Regions from separate parts of the Mus musculus genome. Here region 2 is linked to region 1. The links are chromatin loops, found by intact Hi-C in ENCODE. Cell type or tissue: heart. All regions are shown on one strand. Links, peaks and the distances in the headings refer to the core of each region. The heading gives the core; the rest is flanking DNA.

What was found. A loop is a pair of places that touch in the nucleus more often than their neighbours do. Peaks named below come from ENCODE experiments on the same cell type or tissue, not always from the same donor. Only the 100,000 strongest peaks of a DNase experiment are listed, where the experiment ranks them.
Region 2: it touches region 1 in a loop (4-fold over the local background); 19 of 42 quality-filtered maps call a loop at or near these places.

What each region holds. Positions count from the first base shown.
Region 1 is chr11:34,839,858-34,848,484 of GRCm38, forward strand. Gm22022 (a small nucleolar RNA gene) reads right to left here and starts at 2,497; the gene lies at 2,371-2,497. In heart, for the core only: a CTCF peak has its summit at 3,849 (motif pointing right); a DNase peak (open chromatin) is centred at 5,904; H3K4me3 peaks cover 967 bases; H3K27ac peaks cover 729 bases; H3K27me3 peaks cover 232 bases.
Region 2 is chr11:35,404,503-35,413,129 of GRCm38, forward strand. All of the region lies in intron 4 of Slit3 (slit guidance ligand 3), which reads left to right. Among named protein-coding and RNA genes, the nearest start is that of Gm46277, 120 kb to the left of the region's middle. In heart, for the core only: a CTCF peak has its summit at 3,290 (motif pointing left); a DNase peak (open chromatin) is centred at 3,449; H3K27ac peaks cover 1,948 bases; H3K27me3 peaks cover 558 bases.

The sequences.
Region 1 (8,627 bases), core at 209-8,208:
TGACAAGTTTACACCCATTATGACTTTCACTTGCTGAGAAGAGAGCATAACTTTTAGTTTGCTTATGTGTATAAAACACAAAAATTCTCACTTTTTGTTTACAAGATTGATTCTACTTATGTCTACTTACAAGATTGTATTTCTGCATAAACCCACTTTCCAGCGTCCATTCCACATTCCTGTAGATTTCACTGCAGCTCTTGGTCTAGTATGAGCCCAAATTCTCATGCATAAAACACAGAATCCTCATACATAAACAAACAAACAAACAAACAAACCATATTACCTAGTGATACTGAGCCTCCTCTCTAATATATTTGACCCAAGTCAAAGTGCAGTATCTCAAGTCTTAAGGCCTCTCTAGAGTCTTGAACTGGTCACACTAAGCTTTCCAGAGAGAGAGAGAGAAAGAGAGAGAGAGAGAGAGAGAGAGAGAGAGAGAGAGAGAGAGAGTTCAGTTGGCCTAGTTCTTACTGTGTGTGTGTGTGTGTGTTTTACATCCCTACCACAGTTTCCCCTCCCTCCTCTACTCCCAGCCCCCTTCCCAAACCTCCCCTCTCCCTCCTCTCCACTCCTCCTCTATTTCTCTTCATAAAAGCGCAGGCCTTCCACGGACATCAGCCAGCCGTGCCATATCAAGTTACAGTACTACCAGGCACCTCCTCTCCTATTAAGGCTAGACAACCCTGGATGCAGAGAGGGTATCAAGCGCAGGCATCAGAGTCAGAGACAGCCCCTCCACTTGCTGTTAGAAGTCCCACATGAAGACCAAGCTCTACAACTGTAACGTGTGCAGAGGGCCTAGGTCAGTCCTTTGCAGGCTCCCTGGTTGGCAGTTCAGTCTCTGTGAGCCACTATTGGCTCAGGTTTGTTAATTTTGTGGGGTGTGTGTGTGTGTGTGTGTGTGTGTGTGTGGTGTCCTAGACCTCTCTGGCTCCTACAACCTCCCCCAACACCTGCATCTTCTGCAGGATTCTCCACACTCCACCCTATGTTTGGCTGTGGGTCTCTGCATCTGTTTCCATCAGCTCCTGGGTGAAGCCTCTCTGATAACAGTTGGGCTACACATCGATCTATGAGTAGAGCAGAATATCATTAGGAATCATTTCACTGACTTTTTTTTTCATTTGCCAGTTATGTTTGATTCTATCCTAAGTCTTTGGGCTCTCTAGCTTCTGGCTCCTAGCTCTCCACGCAGTGTCGGGGTGGGCTCCCTCTCATGGCATGGGTCTCAAGCTCGACCAGTCATTGGTTGGCCACTGCCACAATTTATCCCACCTTTACCCCAGCACATCTTACAGGCAGGATGAATGGAAGTGGTGGAAGGTTTTGTGGTTGGGCTGGTGTCCCAGTCTCTCTAGTGGAAGTCTTGCCTGGTTACAGTAGATAGCTGGTTTAGGCTCCATAGCTCCCAGTGCTAGGGTTCTTAGCTTGAGGCACCCTTGTTGATTTCTGCAAGTTTCCATTGCTCTGGGTTTCTAACTCATCCCAGAGATGCAACCCCCCATTCCAGTTGAGCTCTCCCAGTTCTCTCTATCTCCTCTCTCCTCTCTCCTCTCTCCTCTCTCCTCTCTCCTCTCTCCCCTTCTCCCACTTGGACCCTCCTGTTTCCACTGCCCTCCCTCAATCCAGGCCCCTTCCCCATCTACCCTCTATGTCTACTCTAGCTCCCCTTCACAGTTATATTTAGGCATCCTTCCTTGGGCCTTCCTTGTTACCTAGCTTCTCTCAGTCTTTGGATTGTAGTATGATTATCCCTTACTTTATGACTGATATCCACTTATAAATGAGAACATACCATGTTTGTCTTTCTGGGTTTGGGTTACCTCACTGTTTTAGTTAAAGTTTCATTGCTGTGAAGAGACACCATTACCAAGGCAAGTCATATAAAGGAAAATATTTAATTGGCTTACAGTTTTAGAAGTTTAGTCCATTATTGTCATGGCAGGAAGCATGGTGGCACGCAGGCAGACATGGTGCTGAAGGATCTGAAAGTTCTACATGTGGTCCACAGGCAGCAGAAGGAGACTGTGAGACTGGACATAGCTTGAGCTTATATAACCTCAAAACCTGCCTCCACAATGACACACTTTTTTCAACAAAGCCACACCTACTCCAATAAGGCTGGTGTACGGCAGCTTGGTAGCAGAGGGTCGGGTCAGCTCTTCTGCTCTCTTGCCTCTAGGGCCAGCTCTCCCATGATGCCCAGGTGAAGGGTGGGGCCAGTTCTGCACAGCCCTCAGACATCAACATGAGAGTCTGTCCAGGCCTGCCTGGTGCCAGACTGGTGGTGGTCTCAGGCTAGTTCCCTGTCCCTGATGCTGGACTGGTGGTGGTCTCAGGCTTCCCCCTTCCCCCTTTTTTTCAAAGAAAGTTCGGCTCTAATAAGATGTGCCTAGGTCAGAACATTGAGGATAGACATCGCCTCTCTCCTCTCTGCCACCCTCTGATGCACATGTGACAAAGCAGCCACACCTGTAATGCCTCTAGGGGCAGGTCCCTTTGGACTTATGACATGTCCTTTGCCTTACAGAAGCTTTCTATTTTCATGAGGTCCCATTTATTAATTGTAGCTCTTCGTCCCTGCATGAGTTGGTGTTCTCTTCAGGAAGTTGTCTTCTGAATTCCATGCCGATGTTCAGTGTATCAGGCTTTGTGTTGAGGCCTGTGATCTACATGGACCTGAGTTTTGTGCAGGGTGATGGCTATGGATCTATTTGCATTTTTGTCACTGTAGTCTTGACTTTATTCTTTCTTTTTAATTTCTGAGTTTTAAAAATGTATTTACTTTTATGTTAGATATTTTCTTTATTAACGTTTCAAATGGTATCCCCTTTCCTGGTTTCCCCTCTGAATACCCCCCTATCCCATCCCTCCTCCCCCTGCTCACCAACCCACCCACTCCTGCTTCCCTGTTCTGGCATTCCCCTACACTGAGGCATCGAACCTTCACAGAACCAAGGGCCTCTCCTCCCACTGATGACCGACAAGACCATCCTCTGCTACATATGCTGCTGGAGCCATGGGTCCCTCCATGTGTACTCTTCGGTTGGTGGTTTAGTCCCTGGGAGCTCTGGGGGTATTGATTGGTTCATATTGTTGTTCCTCCCATGGAGCTGTAAACCCCTTCAGCTCCTTCAGTCCTTTCTCTAGCTCCTCCATTGGAAGCCTGTGCTCAGTCCAATGGATGGTTGAGAGCATCCATCTCTGTATTTGTCAGGTACTGTCAGAGCCTCTCAGGGGACAGCTATATCAGGCTCCTGTCAGCAAGCACTTGTTGGCATCCACAATAGTGTCTGGGTCTGGTGACTGAATATGGGATGGATCCTCAGGTGGGGCAGTCTCTGGATGGCCATGCCTTCAGTCTCTGCTCCACACTTTGTCTCTGTATCTCCTCCCACGGAATATTTGCATTCTTCCAGCTAGACCAGCACCATTTGTTGAAGATGCTTTTCCCCCATTGAATAATTTTGGCTTTTTTGTCAAAATTCAAGTGTCCATAGGTGTGTGGGTTTACTTCTGGGTCTTTGTGATTCCATCAATCAACCTGTATGTTCTTATGGAGTTTTTGTTACTATAGCTCTGTAGTACAGCTTGAAATTACAGATGGTGATATCTCTGGAAGTTTTTTTTTTTTTTTTTAATTGAGCAGGATTGTTTTAGCAGTCCTGAGTTTTTTGTTTTTCTTATATGAAATTAAGCATTGTTCTTTCAATGTCTATATAATGTATTTTATTTATAGGAAAAACTATTAGAAAAAATAGGCATTAGACATAGAAATTGAAGCCAATTCTACCAGGCAAGCACCTAGTACTATTTTGTAATTCCGTTCATAGCAACCTCCTGCCTTTTAGCACTAGGTGGCAGTGTTGGCAAATATTTTATAAGAAGAAAGCATCTTTCTGTCTTAGAAACTAGATTCTGCCATTGGAAGTATCTCTAGCAAGTAACACTTGCTGGTGTCCCTTAGATTAGATAAGTGCCCGTGCATACACGTGTACACACACACACACACACACACACACACACACACACACACACACACACACACGCGCACACGCACACACACACACACACACGCACACACACCAGTAACATCCAATGTTAGGCATCTGACCATGATTCTACCCTAACTGGAATTGTTTTTCTCTCCTTCTATTTAATTCATTTGCCTCATCCTTTGTTGCTGAAGAGGCCAGATGACCAATGGCTAAGAATATATATAGAAAGAGATGCTATAATATAGATGTTATAACATAGGATGAAATGAAAAATAATAAAGAAAGAGATGGTCTGGATTTAGCACGGACCTGAAGTGTGTGCTGCATTACAGGTGCGAGCCTTTCTAAGTATCTAAACCCCTGGTGATAATCAAAGCATCCAATCTAACAGGCAGCTGTGAACTTAAACGGGCAAGCATTTTTGGCATAATGTCAATAAGCAGTTGTTCTTATTAAGACTATCTTTCAGTTTAACTATCATTCCCTCTCGGACCCTTTCCTGGGTTCTTAGCCTAGGGCTTACCTCCTACGTGCGATTCATAGCACCCTATCCTTGCCCTTCAGAACATGAGTTGTTTGTGGTAATTTGCGTCTGCCTTCAGCACTAAGCTGTAAGTCTTTTGAACCCAGAGAAGAGCTTTATCTATTTTGCTCACTACAGTTCTTCTTCCCGAGTAATGTCATAGTGACTGGGACATGCAAGGACTTAAAGTTAAATGTGAAGAAATAACTTTACAAATACACCTCACTAATATTATGCAGATTAAATCTCTAACCTCTTGAATCTTTGACAAAGCAAAGCTTCTTACAAAAGATATATATGCTGAACATTTATTAATTAAGTAGCCTTTGGTCTATACTCCAGGGAAGTATGTGGTAGTATTTGATAGCCCAGAAGTTCAATTGCTTCCTTCACTGAAGCAATAAAGGTTTCCTTTACTTAAACCAATATTTCTTATTAAAAAATGTATATTGTGATATTATTTCTGCAATCCCAGTAATCCTTCCTTCCTTCTTTTCCTTCCACCTTTCCTTCCTTTACTCTCCTTTCCTCGTTTCTTGGTATATTGAGGATGAAACCCAGCGTCCCTCACATTCTATCTGTGCTGGACATCCAGCTCTATCAAGCATTTTCAATATACTAGAGAATGTAGTATGCAAACTAGCTCTGTTGGAGAGGCCCAGAAGTCAATGAATCCTTGGCTAAGAAATATGCTCACTATGTAAATACCAATTCTGAGTATTGCATTCTCTTCAAGGGAAGAGCTGTACTCGAAGAACTTAAAGTTTTCTAATATTTTATCAAGGTCACGGACAGACTTATTGACATTTTTTCAAACCAATCCGGTGTATGTCCTATTCATTTTCTCAACCAGAAAACATTTGAGTATATCATTTCAGAGCCCTTAAGGTCCCTGAGCAAGCAAGAAGGCACAAGAACAGCTACGGGAAATACTAGAGAAAGGTCGGTTTACTTCTGAACAATGATGTTTTGGGTTTCCAACTCTTTCTCCCACTCTGAAAATGGGGAGGCGTTGTTTTGTGGGTATGGTGTACACTGTACAGACCATCTAGACTCCCACCCTCCCTGCCTTGTTGATAAAACTTTAAACCGTTCTGTTAGTAGACGTGTCCTTTCCTTTGCTCCAGTCATTCTTTACTAGTTGTACTTAACCCCACTACCTGGCAGGATGCTGAGACCATTGCTTCATTGCAGATGAATCCCATCAACCACCCACGATAAACTGTGGGCTGCTGGCTGTATTATGTGACCGCTTTTGATAAATCGGTCAGTCTTGTGAAATAGTTCCCTGAAACGAAGTTCTGGAACTCATCGGCTATCTTCTCTGACAGTCGTATCTTCTCCCAGCGCTCAGATTTCCCAAGCAGCTGGGGGAAGGGCCCACATCCTCCCACAGTGCATGCTCTTGGCAAATTCAGACGTGTGAGCTTTTGGCACTAAAGTTATGCTCCTTTTGCTCTGTGTTAGCTCAGGGCTAAGAAATCTCTTGGGGGCGAGTAAGCTTTTAAATGTTAGAGGACAAACTGTTCCAGGATCCGTGTGCATTTAGCAATTTGCGAGAACGGCCACTGTCCCTTATCACTGCATTTACGTTTGCAATGCTCGAGTGGTGCTTTGTCTTCTAGGAGTGGGGCTGGAGGCTGACATTGTCCTCTTTTCCTGTCCGTCTGGTGCTGAGATCTCCCTCTTGGTTCCGTCTCCACCCGGGAATGCAGCATGGCGTCTGGTTAAGTCAGTGTGTAGTTTTCAAGTTTTCTTTACTCCATGGTCATGAACTGTTTAGCAATGTAAACACCTTCCGAGAACTGTGTCAGTTGTGCCACTGCACGAACACCAGAGAATGCAGTTATGCAACTTGCATCCCCCAGCTCAATCCTGCGATGCGCTTTCATGATGTAAACAGGGAAGGTCAATGGTTTTAAAAAAATGCCTATGGTATCAGCACTCGGGGAACCAAAGCAGGAGATTTACAAGGTCTAAGCCTACCTGAGTTATTTAATGAGAGCCTATCTCAGGAAGAGGGAGGGCAGGGGAAGCCGGTGATGCGTAGTGCTGTGGGCAGTCTAAAGCGTGTCTGCGCTTCAGTAACTTCCAAACACTTTCATTTTCAGTGCTGGTGACTGAAACAAGAGCTTTGTATGTGCTAGGTTGGTGAATCCACCAAGCCACACCCATTCTTGAACAGTAGTTGTTAGGTTTTAAAATATTTATGTATTTATGTATGTATGTATGTATGTATGTATGTATGTATTTATGAGTTTTTTAAATGTAGGAGTGTTCTATCTGCATGTATACCTGCATGCCAGAGGAGGGCATCAGATGGCTTTATAGATGGTCATGAGCCACCATGAGGTTGCTGGAAATTGAACTCAGGACCTCTGGAAGAGGTTCTTAATTGCTGAGACATCTCTCCAGCCCAGTAGTAGTTGGTCTCCCCCCCCACTCCCCGTGTGTGTGTGTGTGTGTGTGTGTGTGTGTGTGTGTGTGTATGTGTATGTGTAACCAGCTCTGCAACACCTGCTGTTATTGTCATCATTGTTATTTAATGAATAGGAGTGCAGTCCAAACTACTTATAGAAAGTGTATGCCTTAGTTTGCTGTGAAGAGACAACATAACCAAGGCAACTCTTATAAAGGACAACATTTAACTGGGGCTGGCTTACAGTTTTGGAGTATATTGTCATCATAGCAGGAAACATGGCAGCATGCAGGCAGACATGGTTCTGGAGGAGCCAAGAGTTCTACATATTGATCTGAAGGCAGCAGAAGGGGACTGTGTCCCCCAAGGCAGCCAGGAGGAGACTTTATTCCACACTGGGCAGAACGTGAACATAGGAGAACTTAAAGCCCATCTACTTAGTAACACACTGCTTCCAACAAGGCCATACTTCCTCCTATAAGGCCACACCTCCTAATAGTAGCACTCCCCATGTCCCAAGCATTCAAACACATAGATCTATGGGGGCAAAACCTATTTCAACCACTATAGTGTAGTATAGTAAATACATAAACCAAGACATGATCATCTATTATTATCACGTATGAAGCACTGTGCATCATTGGATGTGTGATACATTTATATGACAGACAGAATGGGTTTGGTTTCCCCAGCATCACTACAGACACATGAGTAATGCATCACTGTGGCCTTACGCTGGCTGCAGTACTCCGTGACTATGCTTGTTCAGTTCTTTTCTAAACGTGTGGGCCCTCTGTTGTACCTGTGTTCAATCACAGACATTGTTATATGGCCATCACTACATGTGACTCAAGGTGCTTTGCTGTGGAAAGATCTGTGTAACTATGATTTGCACCCCAGAATTCCTGGAAAGGGATTAACATGCATCCTGCAAACAGAGCCAGGTTAAAATCCTCAACAGTGACACCCCATTCATAAAATTTGAGTCTTCCAGCCAATGTAGGTGAACAGGCTTGAAAAGTAATATCTCATTTGTTTCTTAATTTGGTTAGAAGTTTGGGCTTCACTTCTACTCCCACAAAAGTCATTAGTCAGCTCTCATCCCAAAAGAGTGCTTTCCAAACCTTGCTGCATCTTAAAAATACCTTAACTAGAGAGTTTGCAACTCCTGATGCCTACAGACTATACCCAGTACTAATTAAATCTGAATCTTCCAGACATCAGTAAGTTTTGCAAATCCCTCCATGAATTCAATGTGCGGCAGAGTCTGAGAACTTTACACCGAAGCAACCACGCATGCTCTACCACGTCATTGAGCTCCGTTGCCTCTGTAGCTCAGCGGCTCTCAGCCTAGCTGTTCATCAGCATTGTCCTTACAAAAAGTCCCATTCTGATTCATCACATGAGGGGCACATCAAAAAATATTGAGCTGCTTCCCCAGGTGACTTCTACTATCAGCTAGTGGAGAATCACCTCATCCTCAGATCATTTTAAAAAGTAGTGCGATGTGAGTCCCTTAGCATTTTCTGGCAGTTAAGAGCTCTATACACGATTCAAATTCTTGTTAATCAGTAACTTCATAAGAACCCATGGTGAAGGCTTGTTCGATAAAATACAGCTCTATCAAGTTTGTTTTGTGTATTTATAAGTGCTTCCGCACAATATTTGGAATGGATAATACAAA
Region 2 (8,627 bases), core at 280-8,279, 560 kb after region 1:
ATAACTAAGCAGTCCTGATCAAGATAGCTGTTCTTGGTTCCAGGGATCCTTTGTCATGGTTTGATGGGATCCATCTGGTTTCTGCAAGATCCTTTCTGCTAGTCTGTGGTCTCACCATCATGGGTGACTGCTGTCATCTTCACGGTGAAGTGTCTGTTCTCCAAGGGTCCTCTGTTCTGGGACTCCGAGGTGACTTGAGAAAAAGTGAGAAAAAAACCCAAAAAACAAAAAACGGTCGTTTCAGCCAAAGGAGACAGATGGACACAAAATGAAGGAAGAGATGTTAGATTCTCACCTTGCCTTTAGTTGCCTGTCGGGTTCAAGTGAGAAACTGATGCTTTGGGGGAAAGGGAAAAACAAACAAACAAACAAACAAAAACCTAGCTACAAATGTTCAGGTTTAGACCCATCAATGAAATTACTGCTTTCAGGGCTGCAGGTAGTTTTGGACAGTAGGTGGTGGAGGTGGACGAAGGCTGAGACAGGAAAGAAATCCAATCTAGAGCACTTCCAAGAACCAAGTCATTGAGAACAAGCCAGAAGGTATCCAGCATAGAAATGAAAGCTTCCTGTAAACCTTTTTAACTCCGTGCTGGAGACTTTTACCCTGTCCCGCATGCAGCCTCTTGTACTGCCTCTCGGTTGTCTGAAGGAGTAGAGAAGAAGAGACCGTGACCCAGATGTTCCCAAGGTCACAGGACGAACATCCTGATGCACCTGCAATGGACACCTGACTTACGTGATTTGGTCTGCTGGCCTGTGGTCAGCTCATCAGCGGAGATCCGCCCGTTCCCATCCTTAGCAGAACTGAGTCAAGAATCCTCCAGCTTGGTGTGACAACAGAGCACTCACGAGAACCTTTAAACAGTCAGAAGGGTGGCCATGGAAAGGGTCTGCAGTGTAGACTTACATTTCCAGGCTACTCTCCTTAGCCTCTTGTGCCTCTAATGTGTCAGCTGTGTACTTATTCCTAGGAGTATTGGGTGAAGCAGGCACTGGAGCACACCCCACCTGACCTCTCATTTCTTATAAGAAGGGGATTTGAGCTTGGGACAGGTGTAGAATTTATTGAGGGTCCAGCTCTGGTGTCTGGCAGCCTAGGGATCAGGCTCAGACTCTCACTGGCTGGCTTTCAGCTTAGTTTCTCCCACTTTTCTGCGGCCACGGGACAGGAACTAATGCTCTCCTTTTCTGTATACTTTGCTCATGATGCTTTAGAAACTCAGACGGAGTATCCCTTGTGCAGAGTGCTTGAGATTGGCATAGGTTGGGATTTGCAATGGGGACAAATTTTGGAATCTTTGCCTATACATGAGATGTCTTGGGTCAGGGCCTAAGTCTATAAAGATATAATTCATTTATGCTTTATATACACAGGATGAAAGGATTTTGATAGTATTTTAGTACACCAGCCCATCACGGAAACTCTGGTGTGGCTATTTCCACTGTGGCTTCACACAGTCACTCAGTGCAGTCCAGATTGGAGATTTCAGCTGGGTTTAGGAGGCTTAGTCGGAAGTGAAGGTCTGCTTGTCCTATCATTACTTCTTCTCGTGTTTGCCCAGCTTGGTTAGCATACAGAGCCTCGTATACAGAATGCCTCTAACCAGAGCACAGGCGGGAGGTTAGCTGAGACTTGTCACCCCTCACTGTCTTGTGTCCTCTCTAATTACAAGTGCACACAGTCCCCTGAAGACTGGAAAGCCCTTGCTGCTATCCTCTGAGCAGTTTGCTGCCCCCAAGTTTGTAATTCTGTCTGGCTCAAGAGTGACTTGAGCTGGTTCCTTCCTCTCTTGCAGTTATTTTTACTCCCTGTGGAGTTTGTTTTGGAAAGGCAGTTTTTTAAAAGTTTCCCTCTCTAACAAGAGTTTTGTTAGATTTTTTTTGTAGACCCAAAACAACAACAACAAAAGACCATTTCTTAAAGATACATACTTAGCTTATTCATTCATGCCTGGATTTGCCTGCTCTCCCTGGCTTTGTCAAAGGGCCATTCTTCCTCGGTGTTTTCCAAAGCTTTCCTGTTTTCAGGAGAGCTTTCTAATAAAACCCCTGAATGCAGTGGTGTGTCTTGCAGCCTCCTGGGCTCGGGGCTTTGGCAATGTAAATGTCCATTAGTTTGGCAAGCAAGAGTTTGCTCCAGCAGGATTTGTTCACAAAAGAGACATGCAGAAAGGTTGTCAGGCTAAAGTGAACTGTGAGGGCAGGCAGCTGGAAGTTGGAAGTGGGGAGAGCATTAGGGGGGGTCCTAGAGAAATCCCTGACTTCTTTAGGAGGCCCATTCCAGAAAGGCAGCCCTGGCTCCACATTATTCGCTTGATTCTCACTGGCCCTAAGGATATCCCAAGCGATTGTCTTCCGACCTGACATCACGGTACTTGTGTAGCTTTCTGTCCAAAGAGTCCTCAACTAGACAGCGTGTGGACTGCAGAGTACCTTAACTGTCTGTAAATAGTAGGCTGAAAGTTTCCTTCAAGTGAGATCGTCTGCTTCCTCACAGACTGCTCTGGGTCACTGTGTTCTGGGAGCCCCTTTGCGGTAATGTCTAGAAACCCAAGACACACCCCTCCTTCTTTCGTGCCAAGGAGATAGAGAGACCTGGGAAAGAGCTGAGGATAGGGCACAGAGTTCTCGATCTCTCCCCCACCAATCCAGCACGATGGGCAAGCCTAGTCTGTTCACCCCATGCCTTGAAATCAGAATGTTGTCTGTGATCCTTTCAAACGTTGAGCATTTTGTGTGCCTGTGTCGCTGAGAATGGAAGAACCACACACCAAGTTTAGAGGAGTGCAGCACCTACGTCCTGAAGCCAAACATCCACATTTGCCTGGGACTGGGAGGTTTCCCAGGACATAAGGATTTTTCATTCCCAGTAAAGTTTTCAGACAAGATGGTCACTTTAGAGACATCAGACTTCCTGACACCTTAACACGGGCGCCACACCCAGTGGGCTTCCTGCTGGAGTCTGACTGTTGGGATAACTATTCCAGTAAGAGGGGTAAATATATAAGCCATGTTTCTCAAAGATAACACCGTGAAGCCCTGGGCTGATTCACTCTGCTTCTGGTTAACGTGTACAGGTAGGAAGCTCCCACACATGTGACAGGAACCTGTGGGAAAGGATGAATAATCCCCGACACTCACCACCAAAAGAGGAAAATTAAAAATAAGTATCTGGGTGAATATATATATATATATATATATTCGTATTCAAGTCACTTTTATCTCTATTCTGCAACCAGAAGCTTCCTCTGTCTTGGATAGGCTGCCACCGTGTGGCCCTAAGCAGGCATGTGGGAAAGTAGAGGAAAGCACAGAGATGGGAATCGCCTCAGGCAACAATCAGTAGGGAAGGCAATGAGCTCAGTGCTTGTGCAAAGACTCAATTATATTGTCCAGGGCCTGGCTTCCCCTGTGGACCAGGATAATGCTCCTGGACTTGCCGCACCTCTCCAGCCCTAAACATTACGATTGCCACAAAGTTCACACATATAGAAGCTGAGGCTGGAGCTAAGTTACTCTTTCACAGTGACCTGGCACAGAGCCAGATCTCAAACCTGAGTTGGTTGGCCGTAAAGCCCTTGGCCTCCACACCAGGCATACTGGAGGGGAACCATCACAAATGGAAAAGGGGGGGATGGGATGGCCTGCGGGAGCCAGCTCTTCTGGAAGAGGTAAGCCTGACTAATTTAAAGGATGGATGGGTGCATCAGGAGAGAATCCAGAATCCAAGGTGTGGAACCCAGAGCAGAGAGGGAGAAATAGGATCCTCTGCTGAGGTAAAGGTTAATGGAGGAGACAAGTTATGAAGTAGCCAGTGAGGCATGAGTAGGAACCCGAAAACAGCTAGGAACGGGAGGCCGGTGGACAGTGTGCTCAAAGTCCTTACACTGTAGACTGCGTCTTCTAGCAGCAACGAGTACCTGTGTGGCTGTTGACTTAACACTTGTGAAGCATTCAATCCACTTTTGATTTATTGGTGGAAGTTCTGTGAACTGTGCGTTCGGATAACCCCATTACATATAGGAGGAAACAGCCAAAGAGAGGTGGCCGCCATAATAAAAAAGGGACTCACAGCTTGAGGGAAAACAGTTGCTTTTGGTGGAAAGAGCCATCCTCAGTCTGTCGGTGAGAGGCAGTAAGGGAAGGTGTTTGAAGTTGGGGCAGCTCAAGGACACAGAAGGCGAGGGTCTCAGTGTTGGTGATCTGGCTGGTATTTGTGTTGAAAGTCTCCTCCCCATGACAGGGATGGTGGCATCATCCAGTAATTCCAAACTCTGGCTTTATAGGCAGAAACCTGAGGATGACAAGTTCAAGGCTTGCCTTTGGTACAGACAGAGTTCAAGGTCAACATGGACAACTTATCGAGACCCTTTCTCAAAAATAAAAAGTGAAATGAAGTGTGTGTGTGGTGGGGGGGGGGTCTAGTTAACTAGTAGAGTACTCGTCTAGTATTCGTGAGGCTCTAAACTCTACCCACAGTATTAGAAAACAACAGAAACAGAGGAAGCGGGAGGAACTGGAGAGGCAGCTCAGTGGTTAGGGACATTGGCTGCTCAGGTTCCCTCCCAGCACAAACATGATGGCTAAGCCAGCCATAACTCTAGTTCTAGGGGGATCAGATGCCCTCCTCTGACCCTTAGGGCAGCAGGCACACACGAGGTATATATACATGCAGGGAAAACACATATAAATAATCATATACATAAAATAGAATAGATATCAGAGAGAGAGATAGAGACACTTCCTGCCACCTGTGAGGGTTGGGACCCACCTTTCCATCTCCATGGAGAGAAGGGGGATGGACTTGAGAGGAGTAACCATAGCAGCCCAGGTATTCGCTTGCCCTTGTTCCAGTAGGGGGTCCTTCCCAGACTACCAGCCTCAGGCAGGTCAGTTCTCTCTCACCCACACTTTCCTTACCTGGCACATGGAGTTTATACATTTGTTTTTCCTCTTGTTGCACAGTATAGACTTGAACAGCGTGGAGTCTAGGACCATCCCGGGGTACATCGGGAGAATCTAAAAAAGACCGGGACTCGGAAAAAGTTTCCAGTGATCATGGAACCAAGTGTGCGTCTTTTGAAAAGTCTCCTTGTCCACACCTCGCATGAAAATTGTTAAAGTCACGTTTGCTTTGTGAGGACAGGGCGTGTTGTTCAGAATGCTTCACAGGAGCAGTCCTCTGCTGACAGCTTTGCCTTTATGGATGGCGCGCCATACTGGCAACAGAGAACGCACGCACGCATGCAGTACATTATTGTGTTTTGACACCGGGGAGAGAGCACATCCACAGACATTTTTGTACACTATCCTGTTAGAAATGTGCTTTGTGTTAATCCCCTACTGTGTCTAGTTTCTGAATTAAACTGTATCGTAGGAAAGTATATAGAGGTAAAGCAGTCTAGATAGGGTTGGGTGTCACCCATGGTTTCAGACACTTTTGAGTAGAACCCTCATGGATAAAGGGGGCACTTCTGCGTGTGGTTGGATATCTTGAGGGTCAAAGTTCCAGGGGAAAAAACTCAGCTGGCTTTGAAGACAGGTGATTGACTTATGTGTCTGAAAGCCTGAGTAAGGCGTGATTGAATTAGGACATCCAGTGCCCACTTTTCTGTCTCCCATTGTACACTGGCAAGATGGCCATCAGAGCTCAGCAACCCCATTCCTCATGAACCTCATGGTTTCCTCATCCTGCAGACACAGTCCCTTCCATCATCTATGGTGAGCATGTGACAGAGAATAAGAAGCTCTGATTGGTCATGCTCAAGACCACGTGCTTCTCCCACATTTGCATAGGAACTGAAACTGGATAGACACAGTTCTATAAACCACAAAAGTCAGAGGGGAAAAAACACAAAACAAAACAAAACAAAACAAAAACAATAAACAACAAACCAACCAGTGGGGATGCAAAGCAGCCAACCAGCAGGTAATTAGAGCCACCAGGATCTCCTTCCACCAGGAACAGTATCCCTGCCTCAAGGTTGCTGCTCCCAGTATTGGCCTGTGACAGCTGAGAGATGGTAGATGTCTGATCCCTTTGTCCTTCCTAAGACCGTGTAAAGTGGAGAAAATGGCCAGAAGGACGCTGGGAGACAGGATGATAACTTTCTGGCTCAGCTCAGGGAACAGCCATGGAAGGAATTGGGTCCTCACTTCAGGCCAGCTTGCTCACAAAGTTCAAGGCAACCTTAGCTCCAGCTTCAGTCTTCAGCCAAGCATGGAATTCCACAGCAAGTGCAGAAGCAGAACAGCAACAGAAACTGTCCTAAAGTGTCTAGGAGGGAGGCCAGGAAGCAGTCATGTGACGACATTCTATGAAATCACGTGAATGTCTCAGATGAACCCCTTCTTCTCCTTTCTTGTTACCTTCCTTTTTATCCTCCCCTGTGTGTGATATTTCTAAGGCATTTCTGGATTTAATTATTGAAACAGTAAAGAATTGGGAGGGTCTTACTGAGGATCCTGGGACTCAGAATAGGGCTAGACAGCTGTGCTGGATGGTTTTGTATCCACTGGACAGAGTCATCTGAGAAGAGGGACCCTCTATTGAGACCATGCCACCATAAGATCAGGCTGTAGTCTAGTCTGTAGGGCGTATTCTTAATTAGGAATTAATGGGGGAGGGCCCAGGCCATTGTGTGTGGTGCCATCCCTTGGCTGGAGGTCCTAGGTTCTATAAGAGAACAGGCTGAGCAAACCCTCTGTGGTCTCTGCATCAGCTCCTGCCTCCAGGTTTCTGCCATGTTTGAGTTCCTGTTCTGACTTTTCTCCATGAGGAGCACTGATGGAAGGGTAAGCCATATTAACTCTTTTTCTCCCCAGTTTGCCTGGTCATGGATAGTAGCCCTGACTAAGACAACAGCAGAGGAAATGATCAACCCGGAATCTAAGTCCGCTTAAACTTGGGGTGTTGGTTTATTATGTGTAAATTCCTCCCCTCCTCCCTTGAAAATATAGATGGTTTTCAGGGTTACCCCGATCTCCTCCCAGCAAGAGGTGATTAGGTTCCACAGCACATCTGACTTTGGTGTCTCACTGGGTTTCTCCAGGCTTTCTCCTCTGCTGTGCCCCACACAGTAAGGTTGATGTCCCCAACCACCAAGGCAGTCCATGGTGACAAAGGTTAAAAGACAAAGTAGGCGAAGAGAGGGAAAGTATTGTCAGCAAGCGGGCCAGGTGACTTAAGTGAATCTGAGCAATTCGAGGTGGTGGCTGGCTCTCCTTTAGTTATAACTGTAGACGGAATAGCTAGTTCCCTTGTTAAGGACAGACCTTCAGTCTGTGTCACACCGCACCCAGCCCCTGCTCACACGAGCTGGCTCTGTGCGTTCATTAAGAGTAGCCTGTCTCCCTTCCCCACACACTTCCTTTAAACTTCTATTGCTATTCTTAATTTTATCATATTCCCTTCCAAAGTCAAGTAATATTCTACTTGGTTGAAAGTGCGTTTTGCTGTGTCTGTCCTCACTGTTTTGGTATTTTCACTGTCAACTTCTCTAGTTTTATTTCCTTCTTGGCCTTCTTTTCAAAACAGTTGTGCGTGTGAGTGTGCGCATACATGCATATAAGTACTCAAGGAGGCCAGAAGAAAGCATTGGGTCCCCTTGAGTTGTAATTACAGATGGTTATGAACAGCTGGGACCTGGAATCCAGTTCTGTGGAAGAGCAGCCTGTGCTGTTAACTGTCGAGCTGTCTCTCCAGGGTGACGTCCCCAACCACCATGGCGGTCCATGGTCATAAAGGTTAAAAGACAAAGGCGGCCAAGGGAGGCAAAGTTTTGTCAGTTACTACTAATGTAGTTTCGATTCAATTCTAATTTAGGAAATTTGGTTCTTTTGAGAAAGGAAAGAGTTGTCAAGATTGTTGTTGTTGTTGTTTCTACGTCATACACTTCAAAATGCTTCTTGGGAATAGTTTAAACCTCCTCAAGCCCATGACTATGGCAGCAGACCTCGCCTGTGTTCCCAGCATCTAGATGCTTTCTAATTAAATTTTTACTCCACTCCCTGGACTTACGTTCCATTTTGCAGATAGAGAAGCAGGATCACAGAGTGTGTCGACTACACAGGCTTGCCATAGCTAAAAGATGGTGGAGCAAGGAGTGGGTCGCTGGTGTTTGTCTCTCTTCACCCTCCTGGGCCACCTCCCCCTAAAGGATCAGGGAATCCAGACATCAGCGTCCCATGAAGGACTCTCGGTATTTCTTATGAGGAGTTATTTTCTCATTCCCGAGGAGGGGATGGCAGGGATTAGGTGGAGAAAATTGTGGCACTGGCTAACTCTTGATTTATGGGAGAAGATAAATTGGCACCAGACAGGGAAATCCCTGGCTTTGGGTAATCTGGGGGAGGTCTGTGTGATCTCCGAAAGCCAGAGCGTTTATTGGACAGATAGTGTTTTGATGCAGTTCTCTGGAGACAGCGGGCATTGGAAAGTTGAAATGGACCTTTAGACTTTCAAATGCATCTCCAAGGAGAATGACAAGGTGGCTTGAGACTGGAATGTCCACTCACCTAAGTCTGCAGGCCAGCAGTGGGACCACCTCCAGCCCTTCAGGTTTTGGTTGTTCCAAGACTTACATAACAAGATTAGAAATGTACAATATCTTTTCTCAAAAGAA